2 separate regions of the Mus musculus genome follow, and region 1 is linked to region 2. A link is a loop called in an ENCODE intact Hi-C map of the cell type or tissue named here. Cell type or tissue: gastrocnemius. All regions are shown on one strand. Each heading gives the region's core, and the rest is flanking DNA. Links, peaks and the distances in the headings are about the cores only. Region 1 overlaps Ltbp4 (latent transforming growth factor beta binding protein 4). Region 2 overlaps Sptbn4 (spectrin beta, non-erythrocytic 4).

Region 1 (5,311 bases), core at 1-5,000, 82 kb after region 2:
GCCAAATCTCCCACTATACCTGAGCACCGGGAGCTTCCAGAGCACGCCTGCCTCCCTCCCTCTAGTCTGCATGTGTGCAAGGATGTCAGACAGTCTCGACTTAGGATGGACAGACACAGAGGGGTGCCTTCTATGGTGCCAGCCTGTCATGCCCAGTCCCTCCCACCAGTGCCCTGGGCCTGTCCTGGGTCCCCTGACACATTTCTTGCCCTTTTATACAATTTTCAATTAAAACACCTATTTTGTACTTTCGGCCTCTGCCTGCCTTTTTCTTTTTCTCAAAAGCTGGCTCCACTGTGCGCTGAGTCACTCCTCGGAACGCGCCATTCCTGCCGCCAAGACTGAGACTCACTTTCCATGACTCTCACTGAGTCTAGCTTTGTCCCTCTTGGCCTCCAGTCTCAGTTTCTTTCTCTTCCCCGTTTCATCGTCTTTCTCTCTGGCCATTCTCCTCCTGTCTTTCTGTCTTGTGTCTTGTCTTCTTTAGTTTCCTCTTGTCGTTCTCTTCCTAAACTTTAAAGCAATCATGCTTCAGAGTTTTTGAGGTTTTCTGTTGTTTTGTTCTTTTCTTTTCTTTTCTCTTCTTTTTGTTTGTTTTCCAGACAGGGTTTCTCTGAATAGCCCTGGCTGTCCTGGAACTCACTCTGTAGACCAAGTTGGCCTCCAACTCAGAAATCCACCCGCCTCTGCCTCCTGAGCGCTGGGATTAAAGGCGTGCACCACCACTGCCCAGCTTACTCTTATTTTCTTTTAAGAGGTTATTATGTAGTCTAACCTGGACTTGAACTTCTGATCCTCCTGCCCTCAGCCTCCCTCGATTACAAGGTGCACCAGAATGCCCGGTTTAGGTTTTGTTGTTTACCAAATTTTCCCAGTGTTTCCCAGTTCCTTCCTCTGTATCTGCTGTCAAGGATTTGCACCTGTGCACCTGCTACATCCCTGCGCACCTGTGAGACCCCAGGCCTGAGCACCAGTGCTTGGCCTCTGGCTATATTTTTGCACTGGGGACTTCCAGAGCTTACCTGTCTCTGGAAGAGGAGGAGACTGTGTTCTATTCCCTTCAGGATAACAGAACCTTAAACAGAGGAGTATCAGTACACAAGTGCTCGACTCCATGTTGTCTACAGTGAGGCCGGCATCACACAACTTTACTAAATGCTATTGAATTATACACTTCAAATGAAGGGCTGTATGACTTATAATTCAATGAAGCTGGAGAGAATGAAATTTAAAAATAGTGAGGGAATGGCCCAATGATAAATTGCCTGCTGAAAATCCAGCAGTGATGGGCTGGGGGTATAAGCAGTGAAGCATAAGCCTAGGAGCATGCCCCCTCCCCCCCCAGTGAGGGACTAGGGTATGGCTCAGTGGTAGAGCCCCTGCCTAGAATCCCCCAGTCCAGGGCTGGGGTCTCAGTGGTAGAGCCCCTGCCTAGAATCCCCCAGTCCAGGGCTGAGGGCTCAGTGGTAGAGACCCTGCCTAGGATTCCCCAGTGAGGGGCTGGGGGACTCAGTGGTAAAGTACCTGCTTAGCTGCAGAAGGCCCCTCATTCCTGCCAATAGAGGGTTAAAAAAAACTGAGACAGTAACCTGTCCAAAGTAAGTCAGAAATTTACAAAACCCCTCCCATCCCAGCACTTCCCCCCTGCCCCCAGCAGCTAACAGCAGGGCAGCTAACCTAACCCAAACACTAACCTCTTGCATGCAACCCACAACTCTGTACCATAGAATCTGGATCTGGGTTGAGAACCAAAACAGACTAACCAGCCCTGAGGGGTGGCCACTAGGTTGGGTTCTTGAAGAGCTGAGATGTCAATGACAAGAGGACATGCACAAGATAAAGTGGAAGACCGTGCTCTAGCCAGAGGCAGCAGCTTTGCAAAAGCCTAGGAGAGGAGCGGGGTGGGGTGGGGGGGCTGCCATCGGGATGTAAGATAACTAAATTAATGGGAATAATAGACTAGAGGCTAGAATGGCAAATAGCTCTTAGATGTCTTTTGCGTGGTGTACCATCAAGTTCTGTTAGACAGTGCTGGCTGTCATTTTGGGTATGAGAAGAGAAAGGAAGGGAGAGAGGGAAAGAGAGGTGAGGGAGGGAGGGAGGGAGAGAGGGAGAAAGGTAGATGATTTTGGGGGGAACTTTGGATCCCGTTGGGAATCTATGGAAAGCTCTAGATAGGAGGATAAGGAGGAGGGGGAGGAGGAGGAGGAGGAGGAGGAGGAGGAGGAGGAGGAGGAGGAGGAGGAGGAGGAGGAGGAAGAGTGAAGGAGTAAGTGTTCTTAACACCAAGCCCGAGGACTTGAGTGCAATCTCCATAACCCACAGAGTGGAAGGAAAGAGGTGACTTTGCGCGCGCGCGCGCGCGCGCACACACACACACACACACACACACACACACACACACACACAATGTTCTTTTTCAATCCATGCCCAGGAGTAGTAGGTGAGCACATAACATAACAGACCCCATGAGCTTTCTTTTATGAACTTTTTGTTTCATTCCGGTAGTTTTTGTCTTACTGGTGTATGTATGTATGTTTGTTTGTTTGTTTGTTTTTAAGGAGAGGGAGAGAAGGAGGGGAGGAAAAGAGGGGCGAGAACATGAAGTTGGGACGGCAGAGGTGAGAAGGATCTGGGGTGGAGGGAAGGGAAAATATATTACCTGAAAAAAAAAAAAGTGGAAAAAAATCCATTGTAGATGTAGACAATTTACACCATGTGCTCCTGTTAGTCCTCCTTCCCGCCCCCGTCAACCACCTTGCTCTACAGGTGTGGCTGGAAGGGGGATGGGAGGCCAACAGTGCTGGAAGGTTTGATGATCGACTTTTAGTGGCACTGCACACATTCTTGCATCCCCTACTGTGCCTGGAGGCTAAGCCAAGAATCTAGTTTTATTTTGTTACATCCCCCACATTAGTCCCCAACCCTAGCTCTGGGATTTTTGGCGCTGGCCAGGATCAATGCGTTCTCCTCTGGAATGTCCAAAGAAATAATCCAGTTTGTCACTGAGCTCGCGTGACAAGCGCCACAGCGCCCCCTGATGGTCATCATATGCCGGTGCAGTCAAAGCTAGACGCGCTTCCTAGTGGTCAATGCTCATATAGTTACCCTCCAGGGAGGAGCAGGGTTCCTGAGACAGTGTCAACTGCTATGCATAAATAATGCCTCCTATGTGTTAAAAGGAGGCTGACGGCTATTATCCATTTATAACCCTAACATTCAGGAGTTCAGCGAGGTTGGGGCAGAAGGATTGCAGGTGTTTGAGGATACCCTAGGCTATGTACTGAGTCCCACCCGACCTGAGCTGTACTGTGGGACCCTGCCTACTCCCTTCCCACTAAAAAGCAAGAAAACAAACATAAACCAACATATGAATCCTTGGCACAAAGACACAGGTCTTTAGTCCCAACTTATCTGGACTGAGGCAGAAGGATCATTTGAGCCTCAAAGTTTAAGACTAACTTGGGTTACACAACTAAACCCTATCTCATAGAACTGAGCTCAAAATAGACAGGCTGGGTCCCGGGATGTCCACATTGCTAGCTGAATCATTGAACCCTGGTTATTATTCAAGGAGTTAATTTTTTTTTTCAGGACAGGTTTCTTTGTACAGCCCTGGCTGTTCTAGAACTTGCTTTGTAGATCATACTAGCCTTGAACTCAGGATCCACCTGCTTCTACTTCCAAGTGCTGGGATTAAAGGCATGTGCTGCCACCACCCAGTTTAAGAAATTAAAGGTTTTGGGGGGTGTTTTTGTTTTTTGTTTTTTCGGTTTTTGGTTTTTCTTTTTTAAAGATGTATTTATTATTATACATAAGTACACTGTAGCTGTCTTCAGACACACCAGAAGGGGGCGTCAGATCTCATTACAGATGGCTGTGAGTCACCACGTGGTTGCTGGGATTTGAACTCAGGACCTCTGGAAGAGCAGTCAGTGCTCTTACCCACTGAGCCATCTCCCCAGTCCCGTCTTTTGGTTTTTCAAGACAGGGTTTCTCTGTGTGGCCCTGGCTGTTCTGGAACTCACTCTGTAGACCAGGCTGGCCTCAAACTCAGAAATCCGCCTGCCTCTGCCTCCCGAGTGCTGGGATTAAAGGCGTGCGCCACCATGACCAGCTATTCTATTTTTCTTAAAGACTTATTTTTATTTTCACTTTACATGTATGTATTTGTGTCTGTGGGTGTCACATGTGTGCCCATGGAAGCCAGAAGAGGACATTAGAACTCCGGGAGCTGGAGTTATTACAGGTCATTGTGGGCTGTAGACCTAACATGAATCCTGGGAACCAAACTCAGATAGATCATCTGTGAGAGAAGCAAACTCTGCCTGATGAGCCATCTCTCCAGCCACTAGGGAATACTCCAACTCAGTGCACAACTGCTGCCTGGAGGGCTGTGAAGGCGGGTTGTTGGATGAGGAGTATGGCTTTATAAATAACTTCAAGTACGTTATAGAAACTACATCCTTTTTCTGTGCTCGGCTTGAACCCAGCAGCCTGGGCAGCAAACATTGTTACTGAGTTATAACTCCAGCACAATATATCCCCCCTCTCCCCCTTTTGGAAACAGAGTCTCAGCCGTTAACCCTGACTAGCCTGGAACTTAGGCTATTTATACCAGGATGGCCTTGAACTCACAGGGATCCTCTGCCTCTGCCTCTGCCTCTGCCTCTGCCTCTGCCTCTGCCTCTGCCTCTGCCTCTGCCTCCTGAGTCACTAGGACGATAGACCTGTGGTAGAACTAAAGGCATGCTCCACAACTCCCAGACTACTATCTTTCTAAAGGTGCTGAAAGGACTGGAGATGCAGCTCAGTGGCGGAGTTTGCCTGGTGTGCAGGGAGCACTATGCTTGATACCGGGCGTCACACAGACCAGGTGTTGGCACATGCCAATCATTCCTACAGGACAATTAGAAGTTCCAGATCAACCAGGTGGTGGTGGTGCATGCCTTTAATCCCAGCACTTGGGAGGCTGAGGCAGGAGGATTGACATATGTTGGAGATCAGTCTGGGATAGATAATAGATTCAAGGCTAGCCCAGGTTACAGAGTGGGAGCTTGCGTCAGTCCCCCACTTCAGAAATGTGTATGACATTAAAGCAGAAGGGAGGGATAGAGGAGGTGGCTCAGCAGTTAAGGGTGACTGCTGCTTGCTCTAGCTTGCTTCCTAAGGCTGTGGCATAACTTTCTGACTGAAAGCAACTTGGGAAGGAATGATTTAGTTGGCATATATATTCTGATTACAGTCCATAGCAGGAGATCAGGGCAGAAACTCAAGCAGGAACCTGGAGGCAGGAACTGAAGCAGAGAGC
Region 2 (5,372 bases), core at 155-5,154:
TGTACATATGTATATACACATGTCTATGCATCTGAAAGTATATCAAAACCCATTATGTCGATTCTTTGCATGGTGTGTGTGTGTGAGTGTGTATGCATGTGCGTGTGTGTGCGCGCACGTGCATGCATGAGTATGTGTGTGAGCGTGTTTGTGTGTTTGTGGTATGTGCATGTGTATGTGTGTATGCATGTGTATATGTGAGTATGGTATGTGTGTGTGTTTGTTTTATTTTTAAAATGTGTTTATTTTAATCATGTCCTTGTGTGTATCTGTATGCGTGTGTGCCATGTTTGTGGATGCCTGTGGAGGATGGAGGTGTTGGATCCCCGGAGCTGTAGTTACAGGTTGCTTGGCCACCTGACATGTTGAGAGCACTGGGACTTGAACCCGGGTCCTCTAGAAGCGCAGTACACATGCTTAGCCACTGAACTATCTCTCCAGCCTGTGCTTTTTCTTCTTCTTCTTCTTCTTCTTCTTCTTCTTCTTCTTCTTCTTCTTCTTCTTCTTCTTCTTCTTCTTCTTCTTCTTCTTCCTCTTTTTCTTCTTCTTCTTCCTCTTTTTCTTCTTCTTCTTCTCCTTCTTTTTGACAGGGTCTCACCAGAGAGCCCTGGCTGGGCTGGAATTCACTCTGTAGACCAGGCTGGCTTCAAGCTCACAGAGATCCACTTGTCTTTGCCTCTCTAGTGTTGAGATTAAAAGTGTGGGTTACCATGCCTGACATAAAGACATTTTTTTTTAAATTTTTAATTTTTTTGGTTTTTGGAGACAGGGTTTCTCTGTATAGCCCTGGCTGTCCTGGAACTCACTCTGTAGACCAGGCTGGCCTCAAACTCATAAATCCGCCTGCCTCTGCCTCCTGAGTGCTGGGACTAAAGGCGTGCACTACCACGCCCAGCTAAAAACATTTTTAAATTAAAAAAAAAATTGGGGGGCCAGGGCCCAGCCTATGTGATATCTTTGGTTTTATCCTCAACATTGTAAAATCAAACAAACAAACAAATCAGAAGCGTGTCCAGGTGCAGAGGTGATGCGCCCCTGTAACTGCCGCACTTTGGGGGTGCAGAGGAGGAAGAGTGCGTGGTTGTCCTTGGCTACAGAGTGAGGTGGAAGCCAGCCACTGTGAGGCCCTGTCTCAAACAACAGAAATGGCTACAAAAGAGCCAGCAGTAATGGCACACATCCTAGCAAGAGAACGCCTACAAGTTTAAGACTAGCCTAGGCTACACGATACCCAGTTTCAAAAACAAAAATGAAAAGCGAGAGAATAAGCGTCCTGGGCTAGCCTCTCCAGCTTTACTTTAATTACATTATTTGGTGACAATTCATGACTTCATATGTTTCTGCTCAGATCCCATTTGGGGCATCTACTCCTCATGTGACTTTATAAGTGTATTTGGGGGTGGCATATGGCGCTAAACCTAGACACTCTGGGCTCTCTCGGTACCCGAGTGCTTCTGGTGACGATGCTTCCTCCCAGAAATGAGCTGTTTCCTGAATTCCAGCCAACGCCAGCATTGCCACACTTAGGTTCTGCAGTGGTGGGCCCAGGTGTGCGTTTGTGCACCTTCCCCTTAACTAACAAGCTGCCTCATGTCTTTGTTGGCCATGCCTGTTGTCATATGACTTGGTAAGGTGGTGGCACACACCTGCAATCCCAGCACTTAGGACATAAAGACAGGGGTCAGAAGGTCAAGACCATCCTTGGCTATGTAGGAAGTGGACCCCAGCCTGGGCTACATGAGACCCTATCTCAAACAACACCAAAACAAAACAAAATCAGAGACAGGCCAGGTGTAGTGGTGCACACCTTTAATCCCAGCACTCAGCAGGAAGAGGCAGTGGGTTCGAGGCTAGCCTGGTCTACAGAGAAAATTCCAGGACAGCTTGGGGATATACAGTAAGATCCCGTCTAAGAGAAAGGAAGGAAGTAAGGAAGGGAAGGGAAGGGAAGGGAAGGATGACAGATCAGAGAAAGGATCTGCAGTCTCTGGCTTCATCAGAGTTGTTTCTCCCTCCCCTAAGTTCCAGCCATCCCAGCAGACTATGGGATGGGAGCAGGAGTCCCATTTTGTCAAGTAAAGACTGAAAACAGGATAAAATACAGATAAAATAAAGAGAAAGGGCCAGAACAGAACTCCTGGGCTCCTTCCCCAGCAGGGGGCGCTCAAGACAGGCGTGGGCTCTGGCCTCCAGATGGAGCCCAGCTGGGCCTCATGAGAGGGTGGGAGGCACCTCCCAAGGTCCCACTGTTCCCTGGGGCCTGCCTGGGAGCTGAGCACAGGGTATCTGACAGAGGGAGGGACAGAACCACCATTCAAATTGGCATGCATATTGGGGAACCTCTCTCCTCTCCCTGTTGTGCCGTTCCTCTCTCCCCCCCAACATTGCTCTACTCCGTCTCTTTGAATTTTCCATCTCTGCCAGGCATGGTGGTTCACACCTGGAACCTTAGCACTTGGGAGGCTGAGAAAAGAGGAGTGTCAGGAGCTGGAGGCTAGCCTGGGCTACTTAGTGAGTTTCAGACCAGCCTGGGCTACTTGAGACCCGGTCTCAAAAACAAAACAAAAACAAACAAAACAACTCCATCCCTTGCTCTCCTTTGACCTCGACTTAGCCTTTGTGTCCCCTCCTCAGCCACTGCAGCAGCAGGCATGTCTCCTCCCAGATCCCCAGACCGGGCCATGGAACCCAGAGTCCTTTTTTAGAGCCTTTTGCCCAACCATCCTTTGAGATGGTTGAGAGACCAGATGGAGTGCTAGCCCTCAGGGGCCTCGCCAGCTGGTCTGGCTCAGCTATGTAGGCTCCTGCTGTCCTGCCACTGTTGGGGGACAAGCAGGGAGCGTGCAGTGTAGGCACTGCTGCTGCCTAGCCATGGCCCTAAGGGCCCCTCCGCACGCTCACTTCCTGTGCAGGGCTCTCTACCTGGGGAGACTCACCCCTCATCCCTTTGCTCACCCACTCTGATTCTGCCACTAACACAGCATGGCTGAAGGCAAGAGTCCTGGTGCTTGATTTAGACATCCAGGATTCAAATCTCCACTCTCCCACAGCATGACCAAGAGCCTGGGTCACATTGTCCAAATATGGAAAACGTGGTAAGCATCGGGCCTTTGGTCCTGTGCTGCTGACTTCAAATTCTGCCTCTTGCAGCTTTTACTCTGAGCTTCTGTTTCTGAAACTGGGAGCTGGGACGGGACACGGTGGATCCAAGTAGGAAGGAGATGAGCAGGGGCCCAGGTTATGGTGTCTGAGACAAACCCTGTCCCTCCTTCCTTCCATCGCTTCTGTTTTCTATCCTTTAAAAAGAATGATTTATCCATTTTCATTTTGCATTGGTCTCCTGCCTTCATGCATGTCTGTGTGAGGGTGTCAGATCCCCTGCAACTGGAGATATAGACCGTTGTGAGCTGCCATGTGGGTGCTAGGAATTGAACCTGGGTCCTCTGGAAGAGAGCTCTCCAGCCCCTTTTTTCCTTTCTTGATACAGCGACTCACTATGTAGCTCCAGATGGCCTGAAACTCAATATGCAGATCAAGTTGGCCTTGAACTCACAGAGACCCACAGTCTCCAGAGGCCTGGAATTAAAGGTGTGAGCTGGCATCATCCCATTCTCCTCCTGCTCCTCTGCCCCTCTTCTTTCTCCTCCTCCTCACCCTCTCTTCTTCCTCCAGTTGCTTTTGAGCTACCTGATGTGAGTGCTGGGAACTGAATTCCGGTCTTCTGTAATAGCAGTGAGTGCTCCTAACTAACTGCTGAGTCACTCCAGCCCTCTTCTAACTGCTGAGTCACTCCAGCCCTCTTCCTTTTTTTTTTTTTTTTTTTTTTTAACTTTAATGGCTTTGGGGAAAATGATATAACTTATATATACCATAAGATGCAGATTTCTATCACCCCACCCTTTTTTTCTTTTCTTTTTTAAAAACATTTTCTTTACTATTATATATGTATGTGCATGTAGTGTGTGTGCCACACATATGGAGGTCAGAGAAAAACCTTCAAAAATCAGTTTTCTCCTTGCACTGTAGGATCTGAGAATTAGAATCAGGCCATTTATCCTCTGGGCTACCCTCAGCCCACCTTTCTTTTTTCTTGAGACTATAGCCCAGGCTACATACCCCATGTGCTGGGATTGTAGGTGTGTACAACCCATGTCCAGCTGGATTTGCAATTTTTTTAAAGGACTAGTTTATTTATTTAATGTATATGAGTGCACTGTCACTGTTTTCAGAGCCACCAGAAGAGGGCATCGGATCCCATTACAGATGGTTGTGAGCCACCATGTGGTTGCTGGGAATTGAACTCAGGACCTCTGGAAAAGCAGCCAGTGCTTTTAACTGCTGAGCCATCTTTCCAGCCCCCCCACATTTTTTTTAAACAAAAAAAAAATCTGATCTACTTTTGTGTGTCTAGTGATCCTTGTAATTTCAGGACAGGATAGTTGTAATGCATCTCGGTGGAGGGCCTGCCTAGCATGCATAAAATCCTAGGACCAATCCCCAGCATCCCCATACATTGGATGTGGTGGTACACGCCTGGAGATAGGTGCAAGAGGGCTGGAGAGATGGCTCAGCAGTTAAGAGCACTGGATTGTCATCCAGAAGACCTGGGGTTCAGTTCCCAGCACTTACATGGGAGCTCATAACTGTCTGTATAACTCCAGTTTCAGGGGATCCAACAGCTTCACGTTAGGCATAGACGTAAATGCAGGCAAAACACCAATGCATATGAAATTGAGAGAGAGAGGGAGGGAGAGGGAGAGGAGAGGCAGGAAGGGAGGGAAAGGGACACAGACACAGTCTGATGTTCAAGGCCATCATTAGTTACACAATGAGTTTGAGCCCAGCTTGGGCGAGGTGAGGTCCCGGGCAAGCAAGCCAAGGCCTAGTGTACTTGGGACCATTTACCGTCCTTCACAGAGGAAAGGGGTCTACTAACTAGATACCCAGAGTCTATGGGAGAGAAACGTCAGCTCCATCCCTGGCCATGGGGTCACTGTCTGGGGATGCTGTTGCAGGGCTCTTACAGCAGGGAGCTGGAGTTTACCCATGTAGTTTCAGGCTGCCTTTGTGTTTAGGGTATGTGTGCAGGTGTGATTTTTCTGTATGTGTGTGTGGCAGAGGAGGGAATCTGAGGCTGAAACTGGGCGTCTTCCTTAGTCTTCTCTATCATCTTATGTGTGTGAGATAGATAGATAGATAGATAGATAGATAGATAGATAGATAGATAGATAGATAGATAGACAGACACATACATATATACATATAGGGATGTATGGTTTTGTGTAACACATGCTTGTTTATGTCATCATGGTGTGGATGCACGTATGCTTTTGGGGAGCATATGGAGGTCACAGGACGACCTTAGGTGTCAG

The links. Hi-C counts contacts between places; a loop is a spot of excess contacts. Peaks named below come from ENCODE experiments on the same cell type or tissue, not always from the same donor. Only the 100,000 strongest peaks of a DNase experiment are listed, where the experiment ranks them.
Region 1: it touches region 2 in a loop (12-fold over the local background); 7 of 42 quality-filtered maps call a loop at or near these places.

The regions. Positions count from the first base shown.
Region 1 is chr7:27,300,077-27,305,387 of GRCm38, reverse strand. It overlaps Ltbp4 (latent transforming growth factor beta binding protein 4), which reads left to right. Exons shown (of 30, transcript NM_001113549.1): 30 at 1-247. Among named protein-coding and RNA genes, the nearest start is that of Gm30543, 27 kb to the left of the region's middle. In gastrocnemius, for the core only: no CTCF peak of the experiment used is centred there; a DNase peak (open chromatin) is centred at 3,007; H3K27ac peaks cover 919 bases.
Region 2 is chr7:27,381,773-27,387,144 of GRCm38, reverse strand. The region is part of intron 20 of Sptbn4 (spectrin beta, non-erythrocytic 4); the gene reads left to right. Among named protein-coding and RNA genes, the nearest start is that of Shkbp1, 28 kb to the right of the region's middle. In gastrocnemius, for the core only: a CTCF peak has its summit at 2,153 (motif pointing right); DNase peaks (open chromatin) are centred at 2,196 and 2,790.